Regions from separate parts of the Homo sapiens genome. Here region 1 is linked to region 2. A link is a loop called in an ENCODE intact Hi-C map of the cell type or tissue named here. Cell type or tissue: OCI-LY7. All regions are shown on one strand. Each heading gives the region's core, and the rest is flanking DNA. Links, peaks and the distances in the headings are about the cores only.

Region 1 (6,223 bases), core at 727-5,726, 100 kb after region 2:
AAAAATCAATGAATCCAGGAGCTGGTTTTTTGAAAAGATCAACAAAATTGATAGACAGCTAGCAAGACTAATAAAGAAGAAAAGAGAGAAGAATCAAATAGACTCAATAAAAAATGATAAAGGGGATATCACCACTGAGCCCACAGAAATACAAACTACCATCAGAGAATACTATAAACACCTCTATGCAAATAAACTAGAAAATCTAGAAGAAATGGATAAATTCCTGGACACATACACCCTCCCAAGACTAAACCAGAAAGAAGTTGAATCCATGAATAGACCAATAACAGGCTCTAAAATTGAGGCAATAATTAATAGCCTACCAACCGAAAAAAGTCCAGGACCAGACAGATTCACAGTCACATTCTACCAGAGGTACAAAGAGGAGCTGGTACCATTCCTCCTGGAACTATTCCAATCAATAGAAAAAGAGAGAATCCTCCCTAACTCATTTCAGGAGGCCAGCATCATCCTGATACCAAAGCCTGGCAGAGACACAACAAAAAAAGAGAATTTTAGACCAATATCCCTGATGAACATCGATGCAAAAATTCTCTATAAAATACTGGCACACCAAATCCAGCAGCACATCAAAAAGCTTATCCACCATGATCAAGTTGGCCTCATCCCTGGGATGCAAGGCTGGTCCAACATACACAAATCGATAAACGTAATCCATCATAGAAACAGAACCAAAGACAAAAACCACATGATTATCTCAATAGATGCAGAAAAGGCCTTTGACAAAATTCAACAGCCCTTCATGCTAAAAACTCTCAATAAACTAGGTATTGATGGGACGTACCTCAAAATAATAAGAGCTATCTATGACAAACCCACAGCCAATATCATACTGAATGGGCAAAAACTGGAAGCATTCCCTTTGAAAACTGGCACAAGACAGGGATGCCCTCTCTCACCACTCCTATTTAACATAGTGTTGGAAGTTCTGGCCAGGGCAATCAGGCAGGAGAAAGAAATAAAAGGTATTCAATTAGGAAAAGAGGAAGTCAAATTGTACTGGTTTGCAGATGACATGATTGTATATTTAGAAAAGCCCATTGTCTCAGCCCAAAATCTCCTTAAGCTGATAAGCAACTTCAGCAAAGTCTCAGCATACAAAATCAATGTGCAAAAATCACAAGCATTCCTATACACCAATAACAGACAAACAGAGAGCCAAATCATGAGTGAACTCCCATTCACAATTACTTCAAAGAGAATAAAATACCTAGGAATCTAACCTACAAGGAATGTGAAGGACCTCTTCAAGGAGAACTACAAACCACTGCTCAACGAAATAAAAGAGGACACAAACAAATGGAAGAACATTCCATGCTCATGGATAGGAATAATCAATATCGTGAAAATGGCCATACTGACCAAGGTAATTTACAGATTCAGTGCCATCCCCATCAAGCTACCAATGACTTTCTTCACAAAATTGGAAAAAACTACTTTAAAGTTCATATGGAACCAAAAAAGAGCCCACATTGCCAAGTCAATCCTAAGCCAAAAGAATGAAGCTGGAGGCATCACGCTACCCGACTTCAAACTGTACTACAAGACTCCAGTAACCAAAATAACATGGTACTGGTACCAAAAAAGAGCCCTCATTGCCAAGACAGTCCTAAGGCAAAAGAACAAAGCTGTGGATGAATAAGTGGTTTTTACTATCACTTTTGCCCACCTTTTCTTCATATCAGGTTAAAAAATGAACAAATAAAATTTACAGACACAACTAATGGCATTTTTCCCTTTACTTTTTACCAGAGGTAACATCTAATCTGAAGTTAGTGCAGAGTATTTGCAGGCATGTTCTGTCTGCTTTTATTATAAATATTTATTGCTAGATGAGACCTATTTCATGTAATTTTTTTCTTTTCATGGCATTCAAAATCCAAGCTCCTTGACCACTTGTTTTAGAATGTTATTTGCTTCAGAGAAACTCTCTTACTTTTACCACCATCCGGAACACCACAACCATCTTTGCAAAATCAGCAAGAATTTACCACTTCCTTTTTTTCTGAAGACACAGCTTGTATCTTACCTTTGTCGTTGCTAGGTTTCTATTATGCGTTTGTATTTTATATTTAACATTTTGGTATAACCCTCCCAACAAATAATGTGGAGCGTAACATAGTAGATGTTTTCTGAACAGTAACTGAATGACTGAATTAGAGTCTCACATGACTCTCATAATAAGGAGATCATGTTACTTTATACTCTGAGAATTTGACTTCCAGCAGCTGCTTTATCCCCCATCCCTAACCTTTGTATTTGTATTTGATAACACGAAAATGATGGGAGAACTGTGCTATTCTAAAAATAAACACAATTCTTAGATTACAAAATTGAGCTTTAACAATATGTATCCCCATCTTAGTGAATGGACTTCAGGCTTATGCTTATAGCTCCACTGATAGCTGACATGCTGATTGATGACAGTTTATAAAAGTATCTTTCTGTAGAGACTTTTGTGGTAAATATTTCCTGTGCAACTGACCTAATTTTGTTTGCAGTGGAAATTTCTGAACTTTGAACATCAAAAACTTTCATACAATATCTTTTTTCATCACAATTTTGACAATGTTCTGAATACTAGTATAATGTATTATTGAACAGGTTATAGAAAGTACATTTATTATTGGAAAGAGTTTGTATTTCAAGTCTTGATCAGTAGGTTCAGTTGGTACTTTAAAATCATATATTTTGCTGTATGATTTTCTTGCATTAGTAACGGTAAATTCAGTTATAATGCCCAACCACACACACACAAAATTATCTTTTGAGGACAAATATTACCAATCTCCTAGATTAAATGTGGAAAATTTGTTAGGAGGTGTTATGGGCTGAATTGTGTTCCTACTCTTCTCCCCAGAATTCATATATTGACATCTTAACCCTTAGAAGATGGAGTCCTTAAAGAGGTAAATAAGTTAAAGGTGAGCCCTAATCAAATATGGCTGGACTCCTCTTAAGAAGATATTAAGACATAGATACATACAGAGGTAAGACCAGGTGAAGACAAAGAGAGAAGATGACCATCTGCAAGCCAAGCAGAGAGGCCTTAAAAGAAATCAACTCCTGGCTCATGCCTGTAATCCCAGCACTTTGGGAGGCCGAGGTGGGTGGATCATGAGTTTGGGAGTTCAAGACAAGCCTGGCCAACATGGTGAAACCCTGTCTCTACTAAAAATACAAAAATTAGCCGGGCGTGGTGGCACACGCTTGTATAGTCCCAGCTATTTGGGAGGCTGAGGCAGAGTCACTTGAACCTGTGAGGCGGAGGTTGCTGTGAGCCGAGATTGTGCCACTGCACTCCAGCATGGGTGACAGAGAGAGACTCCATCAAAAAAAAAAAAAAAAGAAAAGAAAAGAAATTAACTCAACCAACACCCTGATCTCAGATTTCTAGACTCTAGAACTCTGAAAAAAAATTATTTTTTATTTAATTATTTTTATTTAAGCCACCCAGTCTGTGGCATTTCATTATGGAAGCCCTAGAAAACAAATATAGGAGGTTTTCCAGAGCTACACTCCAGCACAAATAGGAAGCATAGGATAAGCACAATAAATACACCACATATCCATTCTTCCTTCAATATACATTTGTGTCGTTGTTCTCCGGCATTACAAAAAGTCACAGTTCAAGGGAAAATTTTCATTTCCTAGCAAAAATAGACATACATTTATATTACCACATTGCAAATACATTATAAATGTATTTATATGTAAAATCTATAGGAACACAGAAGAAAGAAAGAAGAACTGAGACTTAAATGAAGCTTAACTGGTACATCTGGACTCTGATGAGTGAGAAGTCCAAGCAAATAGAAAAGCCACAGCCAAACGGTGAGTCCCTTCCATGGTTAGAACACATCTGTCTTAACTCAGAAATCACGCCTAATCTTGTTAATATTTTTCTTAGGCGGCAATAAGCACTTTTTAACTGTTTAAATTTAGCAGGAAACATTTTGTTTATAATTCTGAATTTGAATGGGCTAATTACGGTGCACACAGGCGGTAAATAACAGATGAGGCAGAAGATAAATGGAGTGATAGAGCCACAGTCTTTAATCCTTAGAGGCTTTCACTCACTCTCCCATCTTCATTGTCTTACTGCACTCTTCCGATATGATTGACCATCTTCCAATTCTGTGGATGGAGGGAGAGAGGATATTTCATTGAAAACACTGTCCTTACATTCTCAGTCTTCTCAGAGAATATGCTTCTCTTATTTGTCATCACTGAACACTAGAGCTCCCCCAATGACACAACTTTTCTTGTGTATTTTTTTACTATGGTTAAAAAAAACACACAACATAAAATGTGCCAGCATAATCGTTTCTAAGTGTAGAGTTCACTAATGTTAAGTTATTGACATTGTTATGAAACAGATCTTCAGAACTTTTTTCATCTTACAAAACTGAATCAGTGTACCCTTTAAACAATAACCCCTCATTCCTTGCTCCTCTCAGCTCCTGGAAATCACCGCTTTACTTTTTTTCTCTATGAATTTGACTTCCCTAGGTACTTCATGTAAGTGGAATCATACATTATCTGTGTGTTTTTTTTTTTTTTGAGACAGAGTCTTGCTCTGTCACCCAGGCTGGAGTGCAGTGGTGCAATCTAGGCTCACTGCAACCTCTGCCTCTCGGGTTCAAGCGATTCTCCTGCCTCAGCCTCCCAAGTAGCTGGGATTACAGGCGCCACCACTACACCCAGCTAATTTTTGTAATTTTAGTAGAGACAGGGTTTCACCATGTTAGTCAGGCTGGTCTGGAACTCCTGACCTCAGGTGATCTGCCCACCTCGGCTTCCCAAAGTGCTGGGATTACAGGTGTGAGCCACAGCACCCGGCCCATTATTTGTCTTTTTTATAACTGGCTTATTTCACTTGGCATAATGTTCTCAAGGTTCATCCATGTTGCAATATGTGTCAGAATTTCCTTCCTTTTTAAGGCTGAATAATATTCCACTGTATGAATATACCACATCTTAGTCCCTCACCTGCTAGTGGACACTTGACATGCTTCTACTTTCTGGCTTCTGTAACTAGTACTGCTGCGAACATGGGTGTAAAAATATCTCCTTGAGACTGGTTTAGTCCATTTGTGCTGGTATAACAAAATACCAAGACTGGGTAATTTAAGAATAGAAACTTAATTTTTACAGTTCTGGAGGCTAGAAAGTCCACGATCAATGTGCTGGCACTTGCTGTCTGGCAAGGACATTCCTGCTGCATCCTTACATGGTGGAGGGGGTGAAAAATGCAAAAAGCATGAATGCTGAGTCTTCACATGGCAAAAGCCAGAAGAGCGCAAAAGGGTCTAAAGCTAGTTCCCTCCATCCCTTATAAAAGGCACTAATCCATTTATGAGGCTGGAACCCTCATGACTCAAACACTTCCCCAAAGACCTCACCTCTTAATACCACCACAATGCAGATAGTTTCAACATGAATTTGGAGGGGGCACATTCAAACCGTAGCAGAGACTCTTTCTTTCTTCCTTTCTTTCTCTCTCTCTCTCCTCTCTCTCTCTTTCTTTCTCTTTCTTTTTCTTTCTCTTTCTTTCTTTCTTTCTTTCTTTTTCTCTCTTTCTCTCTCTCTTTCTTTCTCTCTCTCTCTCTTTCTTTCTTTTTCTTTCTCTTTCTTTCTCTCTCTCTCTCTCTTTCTCTCTCTCTCTCTTTCTTTCTTTCTTTCTTTTCTTTCCTTCTTTCTTTCTTTTAATATACCTAGAAGGGGGATTACTGGGTTATATGGTAATTCTATTTTTAGTGTTCTGAGGAATCATCACACTATTTTTCATAGTGGTGGCACCACTTTACAATCCCACCAACAATGCATAAGGTTTCCAATTTCTCCGCCTCCTTACCAACACTTATTTTCTGTTTTATTTCATTTTGTTTAACAGTAGCCATCCTAATAGGTTTGAAGTGATACCTCATCTTGTTTTTAATTCTAACATCCCTTCTATGCCTGGTTCTGATGCTTGCTCTGTCCTTTCATTGATTTTTTGCCTTTTAAGATGGCTTTTTTTTCCCCCTTGATAGCCTGATAATATACCAAGAAAAAAGGAACCGCTGCAATTTGATCTTTAGTATTGCGGTGAGGTGTGGGGAGAGGGAAGTAAGACTAGATCTCAGATTTGTAGTGAGGCCTCTGGACTGCGAGCTTCACAAATGTTTCTATTTTCTTTTCCATCCCACTTAGGCGG
Region 2 (6,223 bases), core at 779-5,778:
AATTAGCAATAATCCACTGAAATCTGCCAGTCAATCATGCTCCAGATTAACTCAGGGGTTTTATTTCTGTCTTCTCTAGCATAAGACATGGTTGAGAGGGGTGTGTGTGTGTGTGTTGTGTGTGTGTGTGTGTGTGTGTGTGTATGTGTATGTGTATGTGTATGTGTGTACTTAAGCCCTAGCCTAGTCATTAAGGCCCAGCTCCTTCCCATTCCCTCTCAAAGCTTCTTGACACTTTAAGGTATAGTATTATCTTATCCTATAATCAGGAACTCCAAGACACCTTTTCCTATAGAGGAGAGCTGGGAAAACTAGCTGAGGTTGGTAATAGTTTATCAGGGAGGTAGGGGATAGGTGGTACCTACATGAATCAGGCATCCGTGGACAAAGTAGTCTGTTATTAATATATTGTAATACAGTACAGTTTCCTGCCTGGACACACCCTCTTCATTAGCATTTGAAAGAATTAGTTCCTGAAAACTCATATATAAGAGCTCTTATTTCCTTGATCATTTTAGGGAGACCAGTGGCAGCTATAAACAGATGTGAGTCTCAAACAATAAAATGCTTTAGTTCAAAAACATGGTTGTATAAAGTGGTATCTTTTGGGTTTTTGGCCATTTCACAGTGGTGAATGCTCTGATCACTTCCGGGAGATGTGCCAGGAGAAACAAGTCATTCCTGTTCTACTTTTGGAAAAGGGACTGGTTTCTCTGTGATATAGTGAGTCACTACAGTAGCTGCATTACTGGAAATTAAAAATGGTTTATCTGGCCATGTGTTGTGTCATAAGGCCATCAAACACGTGGCTCAGTATTGCTAGGGAGCACTTTTAAAGAGTAAGCTTTATTTCCAGAATGAAGATACTATCTGCTTTTTTAGTGTCCCCTACAAATTTCAAGACCTCAGAGCTATGACTCCAAGAGTAACATATGTGAACATAGGAAGCTGGGCAAGGCGGTGGGCTAACAAGGGTATTTCTTCATAAGTGACAGTAGCAGCATCCGTGGATGGCTGAAATGATACTGTTTAAAATTGTAGGATATACGACAAATACCTTTGCCACAAGAAACATCTGCTAATGAAGTGTTGCATGCCTGGCCCCGGCAGTTGATAATGGGCCTGGTGTCATCACTTGGGGCACTATTTGGGTTTGGGGACAAAGAAAGAAAGGAAAGTGCCCAGAAATCACATGGCTTGTTCATCTTTCTGTGACTGGAAGGGACTCAAAGGATCTTTCTAGTCTAGGTGTACTAAAATTAGAGCAAACCTCTGTGTGATCATAAAGGCATGGTGTCATGTGTCTGTGGCCTGTGGACTGCTGAGACAAGTTGAATTTTTCTTACAAGATCAAGCCTTGAGATGAAACTAAGTTCAAAATCTGCGTAGATGGTGCAAATAAGGCATCAGTCTACAGATGCTGAGCAAGAAAAAAGGATTGTGTTTGCCTGGACCAGCAGGAAAATGATAAGTGGCAGAAATAAGATGAAAGGCTCAAAGCAGAAGTTGTTTTGCAGAAACTGACTGAGCTAAAAAAAGGATGTCTCAGACAGTCTTCTTCTGGTTGTTGTGGCCTTAGATGTTGTTAAGAAGGTGCCTTTAAAGGCTTCAAACTGGCATAGATACTGATGCAGGCATTGTATCTACTGCAAATCATACAATTTCAGAAGGGACTTTTTAAAGCAATCATTGCCTGTACTAGTAAGAGAATGAGAAAGAGATTTCTAGCAAATAACCATGGCCTATCAGAGCAGTCACTACAATGTTTTAGGGAGGATAATGCTAAATTTTGCATTTTAGAAAATTTGCTTTGATGCCAGTATAGAGAAAGAACAAGCAAAAGCAATACAGGAGAGAGAGACTGGATAGAAAAAAATAGAAGATGTATGAGGGAAAAAAGATAAGCTATTGATACAAGGAATAGCAACAGGAACAAATGTGATAAGCTGGAAACAGAAAATGTTAAAAAGATACAATTGAAAATATTTTATCAACAATTGAAAATTATAGGAGAAGGAAAATAAAAAGTCTAAGATGTCTCTAGATATTTGACTTCAGTGACTAAGTGAATGGTTGAGGTATTCACTGAGATAAATAAGAGAAAGAGAAAAAAAAGGAAGGTTGGGCACAGTAATAAATCATTCCAATTTGAGGGTTTCTGTAGCATTTTTATTATAAAAAATACTCAGGATGATTAATTCTATGGGCCTGAGTTTTCAGAGATCTTCGTGGGCAGGAGAAACAGAGTTTAGGCTCATTAGTATATTAATGGTACATGTCATACACTCAACAGGAATAGATGAAACCACGCAGGAAGTGCATACGTACGAAGGAGAGCGGGGGTCCCCATGATAGAAGCTTGGCAAATGCCATCAAAATGGATTCCCAAATTTACTACATGCTTCCGAAATGTATTTTCTTCCTCTTGTACAGATTAAATTGCTTGATCCAGACAACTCTCCAATCCCAAATGAAGTTGTCCAGTTGCATCTGAAGGACAAAATCGTGGGAAACTACACCACAGATGTAAATGGCATCGCTCAGTTTTTCTTGGACACATATACGTTTACATACCCAAATATCACTTTGAAAGTAAGTTAAACGAAAGGCAAGTAAAATAAAAACAAACAAGCAAACAAAAAACTGCACTGGCTCGCTAAGGTTTAGGTCTGTGCGAAATTATATTTATGGAACAGAAATGAAAAGTTACACCTTGGTGTGAATCTAGAGTACTGAAAAATAGTTAAATATTAAGAATATAGGCCCTATGAAAAGTAGGTTAAAAATTATTTTAAGAGTCCCGGGAAAAGACAGAAGGATAGCATACATACTAAATTGTATAAAGGAGAATTAGCTGAAAATAAGCAACGCTTCACTTTTATTAAGGAAATAGAAAGAGAATTGTGTTTTTATAGAAGGAAATATTTGAGAAACCCTGTAATCTATTACCTTGGAATAATGTAAAGAATTTCTCTGGATATATTCAAGAGAGAAGTGAACTACTATCTGTAATAATTAAATATCAATCCTTCCTAGATATTTTTAAAGGACTCCTCAGACTTTTTGTGTTGATAATGGTAAATTACTATGGTCAGAGTAAACTCCTTGCTGTATTTCATAAAAACTTTCCCATCTTTCAGCAAAACTTCATATTATGTTATCAGTAGCAAGGTAAACGTTTGCACTCATGGGTTCTTCGTATTATAGTGAGGGAGATATAGCAATCTACATGCTAGCAAAAGTAATAATTATAGTAAAGAATACAGTAAAATATTTAATGTAATATTATTGAAGTAGGACTTGAATAGACTAAATTGTAAAAACCATAGTGGTCGCTCTAGAGTATAACTAGAAAATGGGGAATTGGGTTAGATTTAATGTAGAATGGCTATAAAATCTTCTTGCAGAGATAAAGCAGCATGATGATAAACCATCTTATCAAATATTCTTTCACTCATCCTTTCTCTTTATCCTAAAATACCCGTAATTTTGATTTTTTGTCTAGGCAGCCTACAAGGCCAATGAAAATTGCCAGGCTCATGGCTGGGTGTTGCCTCAATACCCTCAGCCCGAGTACTTTGCATATCGATTTTACTCCAAGACGAATAGCTTCCTAAAGATTGTCCAAGAGATGGAAGAACTGAGATGCAACCAGCAGAAGAGGGTGCTAGTGCACTGCATTCTCAATATGGAAGACTTTGAAGACAAAACCTACACAGCAGACTTCAATTATTTGGTATGAGCTGAAAACATTCTTCCACAACCAAAATTGTTTCTTTTCTTTAAAACTTCTTTGAACCTAATGAAATCCCTGTACCTATATGCCACGAGGAAGCTCAAAGTTAACATAAATGATAAAACTTATATAACTGGTATCTATTTTTAAGAAAGGAGGGAAAAGGCCATGCCACCACAACCCATATGCACTCTGTCATTCTCAGACCCTTTCTTCAGAGTTACCCATTTCTATTTGGACATTGCTGGGATCAAACCAGAGTTCTGATATGTACTAGCTTTGTGTTACTTTTTGAAAGCCACTTAAACCCTAGAGAATCTTAGTTTTTTGTAATATATTGTCTAATCATCAAGATAATTATTTAATAATACATATAAAGCCCTTTGCCCAACTTCTGGCACACAGAAGATATTAAGTATTAGTTTGATTTTAATATATTGCTATTATGGATTATTTTACACTGTCTAAATAGATGCATGATACTTCATTGAGATTTATGAAGATGATATAAAATTAATGAAACATGAATTAATTCAATCAGCCAACACTTATTGAATGTTTTTCATATTCCAGGTGCTGTATTAGCAATTGTCACAATAGAAGAAATAGAAAAAGTATAACTGGGGACAAAACATATATTAGAATTACGTAAGTGTTACAAATGAAACATGTATGGCCACTGAGGTGTTACAGAAAAATGAATGATTAACTTTAGCTAGAGTTTAGGACAGTGATTATCAGAGTATATTTCCTAGAGTAGCAGTATCAGCATCACCTGGGAATAATTTAGAAATTCTGGGAATAAGTGGCCAGGTGCAGTGGCTCACGCCTGTAATCCCAGCACTTTGGGGGGCCGAGATGGGCGGGTCACAAGGTCAGGAGATCCAGACCATCCTGGCTAACACGGTGAAACCGCGTCTCCACTAAAAATACAAAAAGAAATCAGCCTGGCATGGTGGCGGGCGCCTGTAGTCCCAGCTACTCAGGAGGCTGAGGCAGGAGAATGGCATGAATCCAGGAGGCGGAGCTTGCAGTGAGCGGAGATGGTGCCACTGCACTCTAACCTGGGTGACAGAGCAAGACTCTGTCTCAAAAAAAAAAAAAAAAAAATTCTAGGAATAAGTTAGAAATCTTGTCCTCCGAAGCACATTAAAATTTGACAACCACTAGTTTAGGAAAAAGATATATGCGTATATATTTACATTTATATGTATATACATATTTTTAAGGAAAAAATACATAAAGAGAATATGCCTAAATAGGGTTTTGTGGGATGAATAGGAGTTTTCTGGATGATTAGAGGATATGAGAAACACATTTAAGCTTATTTTAGGAAATAATATAAGAGGTCAAAGATGTCTGAAGTGTATTATTCTGAGAACTAAAGGTGTTTGAGTCTATCTATGCGAAGAATGAAAGTAGTACCACATGATTTCTCACATTTTGCAAACTTAGAATTCTGGAATAGTCTTTTGATACTTCTTTTTTTCATGCTATTTACTGCGTCACCAATTTCTATCACTTTTTCATTATATTATCTCTTGCATTTTTTCTTTCCTTCATCATTTCCATAAACATTAAAATATTTCAAACCAGCAAGGTATGGACACCAAACCATCAGAAAAGGTATGAGTCATAATTCCACTGAAGCCCTTAGCTAAGCCAAGCATGGCTCATTTAGACTGGGGGCAAAGTGGTGGGAGTGGGAGGAGCTGGTTGTGGAGGAGAGGTTCTAGGGCAGCAGGGAGGGGACTCTGGGGAGCTCAGGGAAGTGGCTCTTTGCCAACCGGTACAGAAATCCTTCAACATGTCAACAATAATACTGCCGTACTGGGGTGTGAGAAATACCAAGCATCCTTGAGTGAGAAGCTGAACCTCTTTTTTTTTTTTTTTTTTTGAGACAGAGCCTCGCTCAGTCGCCCAGGCTGGAGTGCAGGGGCTCGATCTCCGCTCACTGAAAGCTCTGCGTCCTGGGTTCACGGCATTCTCCTGCCTCGGCCTCCCGAGTAGCTGGGACTACAGGCGCCCGCCACCACGCCCGGCTAATTTTTTTGTATTTTTTTAGTACAGACGGGGTTTCACCGTGTTAGCCAGGATGGTCGCGATCTCCTGACCTCGTGATCTGCCCACCTCGGCCTCCCAAAGTACTGGGATTACAGGGAAGCTGAACCTCTTAACTAGTTTTTATAAAGACACTCCCACATGCTCCTGACTTTTGCCTTCTTTTCTGGCCACACCTCTGCTCGACTTAATACCCAGTACTTCCCAATCCAGAGCTGAGCCATTTTGCAGGTCTGTGGTGTGAATTGATTTACTTGTCATCAGCTTCCCTCTTGAAATAGCTTAGGTTTGCCCCCCTCTGATCTGATAAGGCCTTTACAATTACTTTACCTCATTTCCATTTTAAATGAGTCTGCTAATAGCCTTTTTCTTCCTCTCTCCCTACTTCCTTCCTCCCTCCTTTTCTTCTTTCTTTCTTTATTCTGG

Evidence for each region. Peaks named below come from ENCODE experiments on the same cell type or tissue, not always from the same donor. Only the 100,000 strongest peaks of a DNase experiment are listed, where the experiment ranks them.
Region 1: it touches region 2 in a loop (7-fold over the local background); 1 of 110 quality-filtered maps calls a loop at or near these places.

Annotation. Positions count from the first base shown.
Region 1 is chr12:9,613,494-9,619,716 of GRCh38, forward strand. It overlaps the pseudogene LOC374443. Among named protein-coding and RNA genes, the nearest start is that of KLRB1, 8.7 kb to the left of the region's middle. In OCI-LY7, for the core only: no CTCF peak of the experiment used is centred there; DNase peaks (open chromatin) are centred at 2,018, 2,438 and 3,838; H3K4me3 peaks cover 3,161 bases; H3K27ac peaks cover 4,291 bases.
Region 2 is chr12:9,509,251-9,515,473 of GRCh38, forward strand. It overlaps the pseudogene OVOS1P. Among named protein-coding and RNA genes, the nearest start is that of KLRB1, 96 kb to the right of the region's middle. In OCI-LY7, for the core only: a CTCF peak has its summit at 3,733; DNase peaks (open chromatin) are centred at 1,301 and 1,531; H3K4me3 peaks cover 1,184 bases; H3K27ac peaks cover 1,448 bases.